2 separate regions of the Homo sapiens genome follow, and region 2 is linked to region 1. A link is a contact called in ENCODE Hi-C or POLR2A ChIA-PET data. All regions are on one chromosome and are shown on one strand. The core of a region is the stretch at or near the end of the contact, and the rest is flanking DNA. Distances in the headings are between cores, read along the strand shown. Region 1 overlaps LARGE1 (LARGE xylosyl- and glucuronyltransferase 1). Region 2 overlaps LARGE1 (LARGE xylosyl- and glucuronyltransferase 1).

Region 1 (2,566 bases), core at 31-2,530:
CATGTATTTAGCTATCAGTGCCTCTTTTGGTGCTTCCAGATGAAGGTAAGGGTCTGTGGGATGTATGCAGGAGAGCAAAACACCCTGGGTGGTAGATTCAGGCATGCCTGGATTTAGATTCTAGTATCATCACTTAATCGCCATGTCACCTTGGACAGGTTTGCTCAGCTTTTCTGAGTTTCTGCTATTTATAAAGGTCATGATTTCTTTTTTAAAAAATTTTTAATTTTAGATTCTGGGGGTACACACGCATTTTTGTTACATGGGTACACTGTGTAATGGTGGAGACTGGACTTCCAGTATACCTGTCACCTGAATGTTGAACACTGTATCCAGCAGGCAATTTCTCACCCCTCACACAGCTCTCACCCTCCCCTCTTTTGGAGACCCCAGTGTCTATTATTTCCAGCTTTGTATCCAGGTATGCCCGTTGTTTAGCTTCCATCTGTAAGTGAGAACATGTGATATTTGATTTTCTGCTTCTGAGTTAGTTCACTTAGGATAATGGCCTCCAGCTCCATCCATGTTGCTACACTTACTTCATCCTATCAGGCAGTGTGTGGGTGGAAACAGCACACTCTCCTGGGGAATCTAAGGAAGATTTAATAAAAGGACTATTTAATCTAAGTATATGCAGAATTAGGGGCAGTAACAAGAACCGTGCAGTTACTTGAGGAGGGGAAGAGTACTTGGGGCCATTACCACCCCAAGGCCAAAAGGGCCCAGGCCAGCAGATGCTGGAATCCAGAGAGAATTGCTGTTTGAGTAAGGCCACCTGGCTGAGGCAGTGACCTTCAGCAGAGGGACACAGCCTACCTGTGGCAACGCATAAGCCAGAACAGGAAAAAACATCTCAACCTCACTTCCCTCCTGCCCACCAGTCTCCCGGGAGGGCAGCCCTCCAGTCAACCCTAACGGAAACCAGAGCGAAAGCGAGACTAGAGATGCTTTATGCATCAGCCTCATGGAGCATAAAGTGAGGGTTACGGCAAGAGAGGACCTAGAAGGAAAAACCTCACACAACCGAGTCATACAGTTAACACAAGGGCAAATTAAATGAACAACAACAAAATCAAAGCACAATGCCCTGGCTGGGCGCAGTGGCTCACGCCTGTAATCCCAGAACTTTAGGAGGCTGAGGTGGGCGGATCCCCTGAGGTTGGGAGTTCGAGACCAGCCTGAACAACAGGGAGAAATGCCATCTCTACTAAAAATACAAAATTAGCCGGGTGTGGTGGTGCATGTCTGTAATCCCAGCTACTCGGGAGGCTGAGGCAGGAGAATCACTTGAACCTAGGAAGCGGAAGTTGCGGTGAGCAGAGATCGCACCATTGCACTCCAGCCTGGGCAACAAAAGCGAAACTCAGTCTCAAAAAAAAAAAAAAAAAAATAAGCACAATGCCTTGTATATAATAGGTACAAAACACATATCTGGAACAGATGGATGGATGGATGGATGAATGCATGGATGGATGGATGGATGGATGGATGATGGATGGCAGGCAGGCATAGGAAGGCGGGCGATTTGTCTACAATCCCACAGCCAGCAAGATGCAAAGCTCTAAGAGTCAGAATTTGCCAGGAGAAGGTTTGTGTTCTTTCCCCAAACTACATTATCCTTCCTTTAGAGTGAGCCATCACCGTTAAGATCCGAGGACTCAGTGAGGAATTCCCTCCCATGTGCTTTATAAACATCTTCCTCATGAAAGCCCTGGCCTTTGGAGCTCAGCTCAGCTTCCTCTCTCCTCTAGCAATCTGCCTGAACTGAGGCTTGGCAATCATTAGTCCATGCTGCAGAGCTGTGCTATTTAATCAGACCTTTGATTAACTTATTCATCTATTTTGGTTACCATCAAAGCAGGAGAGCTGGGTGAAGACTGAACACGAGAGTGATGGGTTAAGCTGTCTAATTAGATTGCCCTGACTCTCCGTTTTATTTTTAACACACATGTGAGGCACTCAGTTACACTGCAAAACAGGAAGACTACAGGAATAAATTAATCTCAACATGAGCCCAGTCCTGAATGTCACTCCAAGTCCCCAACTTAATACATAATCAATTAAGTCCAAGTGTTCAATTAGTTGTAAAGGAGGCAATGGGATGAGTTTGTATTCAGAAAGAAAGCCCCAGGAAAAGGTGGAAAATTAAGAAATTTGGTGGTGGGGAAAGAACAAGTGGTAAGAAGCAGGTACATTTATTACAAATAGCTCACCCTCTTAGAGACGGCATGATATCTAGCACTCTTCCCCCACCTCCATCCACATTCTCCCCCTCTTTCAAGTCTCAACTTAGAAATCACTGCCTTCCAGCCACCCCCACCCCCACAGCCCCAGGCTGGATTAGGGGCTCCCAAAGCAAGAAGCAAGCTGTTTCCCTTCCTCCAGCACAGCATGTTATCCTGCTGGGTTCAATTTTCCATGCCCCTCTCCTGCACTTGACTGAAACTCCTTGAGGCAGGGACGATGTCTTTTTGACTGTGGTAACAACACAGTAATTATTCAAAAACTGTTTGATGAATGTGCATGACTACGGAGTCAGCCAGGCCTGAGTTCATTTTTCTCTGAT
Region 2 (2,566 bases), core at 41-2,540, 300 kb before region 1:
CGACATTAGATCCTATGGGTCTGAAACCTCTTAGAATGCATATGGCAGATAAGTGACATTTCATAAACTTGAATGGCACTAAGCTGAATAATAAACCCTTAGGGTTAAAAAAAATGAGGAAAACGAAGTATATGAAGTACATGAAGATACGACTGTACAAGCCTCGCAGCTAAGCTGATTTCAGTATTGTATGGGAAGGCAGTAGCACATTTTAGTGGAAAGACAGGGGTTTTTGAAGCCAGCCAGATTTTGGTTCAAATTCTGGCATTCCATTAGCAGCCTGTGTGGTCTTGGGCAAGTCACATTAATTTCTCTGGGAGCTAGTTTTATTAGCTAAATAATGGGGATAATAATACCTCCCTTATTTTATAACATAGCTGTGAGGATCCATCATTGCCAACTACCATAGAAGTCTTGGTTCAATAAAGGGTAGTTCTTATTATCTCTACCAAGAGTGTGAAGGAGCTGTGTCTGAGAGGGGATTTGAATCACATTTCTTTCACTAACACAGAGCTCCCTAAAGGCCTGGTGACCACAAATGAAGCCTTAACTCAAAGACAGTAGAGTCTTTGAAAGGAACAGAATTAAAGTAGGGTCTGTCCTTTCATGATGGGGCACAAAGAGGCTATTAGTCAACTCAGCAAATATGTGCTCTGTAAATCAGCTCAACACATTCAGAGAGATCACTCTGAAGCAGCATGCTAAGTCAGGGTACAAGGGAGAGCTTAAAACTTAGTGTCTCTACCTGAGCCATGTAATCTAAGAAACAACCCAGGAGAAGCATTCAGAGAATCAATTACTATCCCCTAGAGTGGAACCCAGCTGTCTGAATATGATTATAGATCACCCAGGTCTATTTCAAATTAATTTTCAGGAAGTCCATGAGCATAGCAAGATTTGGCATATTTTAGGAGATTGCTGTCTGGACTGTGTGTGTTATTGGATGGATGTTGAAGGAAGAAGACTAGAAATCCAAGAATCTTCCTACATAGGTTCAAATTCTCTTGTCTGTCACTGTTTCATATCTGTTTCCTTCTTATTGGGAAAGGAAGTAGCATTGCAGGTTATGTGCCTTTGGATTCAAAGAAGTAGGATTTGATTTAAATTCTAGGTCTGCCATATATTAACCATGTGAATTTGGAGGAGTTACTTAATTACACAGAATGCATTCAGGTTCCCCAAGTAGAAATGTTAATATCCACTTTGCAGTTTTGCTCCAAGGGTTCGGTGAACTCATGCCTGCCAAAGGCTTCTGCACATAGTGGTTACTGAAAACATCTCAGTTCCCCTCCACACTGACTGTTAAGGGGACCAAATGAGGGAACCTTGTCCTTCCTCTCAACTGAAAGCCAAGATTAGTATTGGCTTATTTAAGCATGAAAACATCTGTGTGACACATTTAAAGGCCTGTTTTACCCCCCAGGGAATTGATGCAAAGAAATCAACATCTTTTGCAATTACCTCTGCCCAAATGGCTACAGCTCCCCACACATAAGCTGGGGCTGGCAGTGAACTGCTGCTCCCAGTGTAAGTTCTGGGAATGCAGGCTGCTGGCTCTGCGGACCTCAGCCTCCATTGGGTTGGCAGCCTCTCTGTTGAAGTTGGGCATCCGCCAATGTCTGAGCTCCAGCCTTCAGTGAGATTGGCTTACAGTGTAAGGCACCTGTCTTTGGGGAAATAGGATTTTCTCCTGTTGGTGTGAAGTATCAGTTTCTGGCCTTAATAAATTCACTGTACGTGAAGGTACATCATCTTCTAGTTTATGCCTATTGTGTAAAAATAATTAGCACCTTTCATTCTCAGAAGTGACCCGATTTAGATGACAAATTACATGGTCACCAGCTACGCCCATAAAAATGCAAGTGAAAGCAAGGTGGCTGGGCATGAGTCAGGGGCCAAGCAAAATTTTAAAAATAAAAAGGCTTTAGGGAATTAAAAATGGATTTTTAACATTGAGGAACCAGTGCTACCATCAGGTTTTCACTTGGCTCAAGTAGCTGGTAATGATTAATTCAAAACCTGTATCGGTATGTGTACATCTCCTAACAGTGGTCCTCTCTAGGGAAGGAGGAGAAATTAGTGAGTGCCTCTGTATCTGTGTATCTGTCTGTGTGTGCTTGTGTGTACACAGGGGAGAGAGAAAGTCAATGATATGCTGCTGGTAAATATTTAACAACTAGCTCTTGGGGATGGGGACAGAGGAATCACTGAACGTGGAAACTGGAAATATGCCCAAAAAGGCCTTGTGAGCATGTAGAAGCTGGCCTGGCACACCACTGAACAAATTGGACTTTGACATGTACTTTCAAAATTTTTGTTCTGCTTTATACATATATGTCACTTTTTATTTATAAATGCTTTGTATATAGGCTATATACTTGTATGCTCTGTCTACATATATATTTACATACATACATAAGCCTAGCTAGATCTATGCAAAAATTAGTCCTAATGGTAATTTTCCTAATTCTTGTATAAATTTCCGTGTAACATCCACTTGAGCATGTAACATCGTGAGTGATCTCACAAACCGGATTGCTATAGGGTCCCACATGACTACCAGGCC

Evidence for each region. A loop is a pair of places that touch in the nucleus more often than their neighbours do. ChIA-PET counts read pairs that join two places held with the same protein, here RNA polymerase II (POLR2A). Pooled maps may share reads with other maps.
Region 2: a loop to region 1 is called in a map of OCI-LY7, with 8 times the contacts of the local background. The contact joins two enhancer-like sites. A Hi-C loop is called at or near these places in 1 of 168 maps with a recorded cell type or tissue (OCI-LY7), 14 of 37 single-sample maps with no recorded cell type and 7 of 50 pooled maps. POLR2A ChIA-PET finds 5 or more read pairs at or near these places in 1 of 52 experiments (activated B cell).

What each region holds. Positions count from the first base shown.
Region 1 is chr22:33,567,396-33,569,961 of GRCh38, forward strand. All of the region lies in intron 5 of LARGE1 (LARGE xylosyl- and glucuronyltransferase 1), which reads right to left. Among named protein-coding and RNA genes, the nearest start is that of MIR4764, 130 kb to the left of the region's middle. RefSeq lists a silencer at 2,248-2,542. Within about 2 kb of position 1,281, at least 4 of the 41 ENCODE cell types and tissues checked have a DNase peak (open chromatin) inside an H3K27ac peak, as active enhancers do; they include OCI-LY7, where a contact is called at or near this core.
Region 2 is chr22:33,270,206-33,272,771 of GRCh38, forward strand. It overlaps LARGE1 (LARGE xylosyl- and glucuronyltransferase 1), which reads right to left. Exons shown (of 15, transcript NM_133642.5): 15 at 2,304-2,566. Among named protein-coding and RNA genes, the nearest start is that of LARGE1-AS2, 110 kb to the left of the region's middle. Within about 2 kb of position 1,291, at least 9 of the 41 ENCODE cell types and tissues checked have a DNase peak (open chromatin) inside an H3K27ac peak, as active enhancers do; they include OCI-LY7, where a contact is called at or near this core.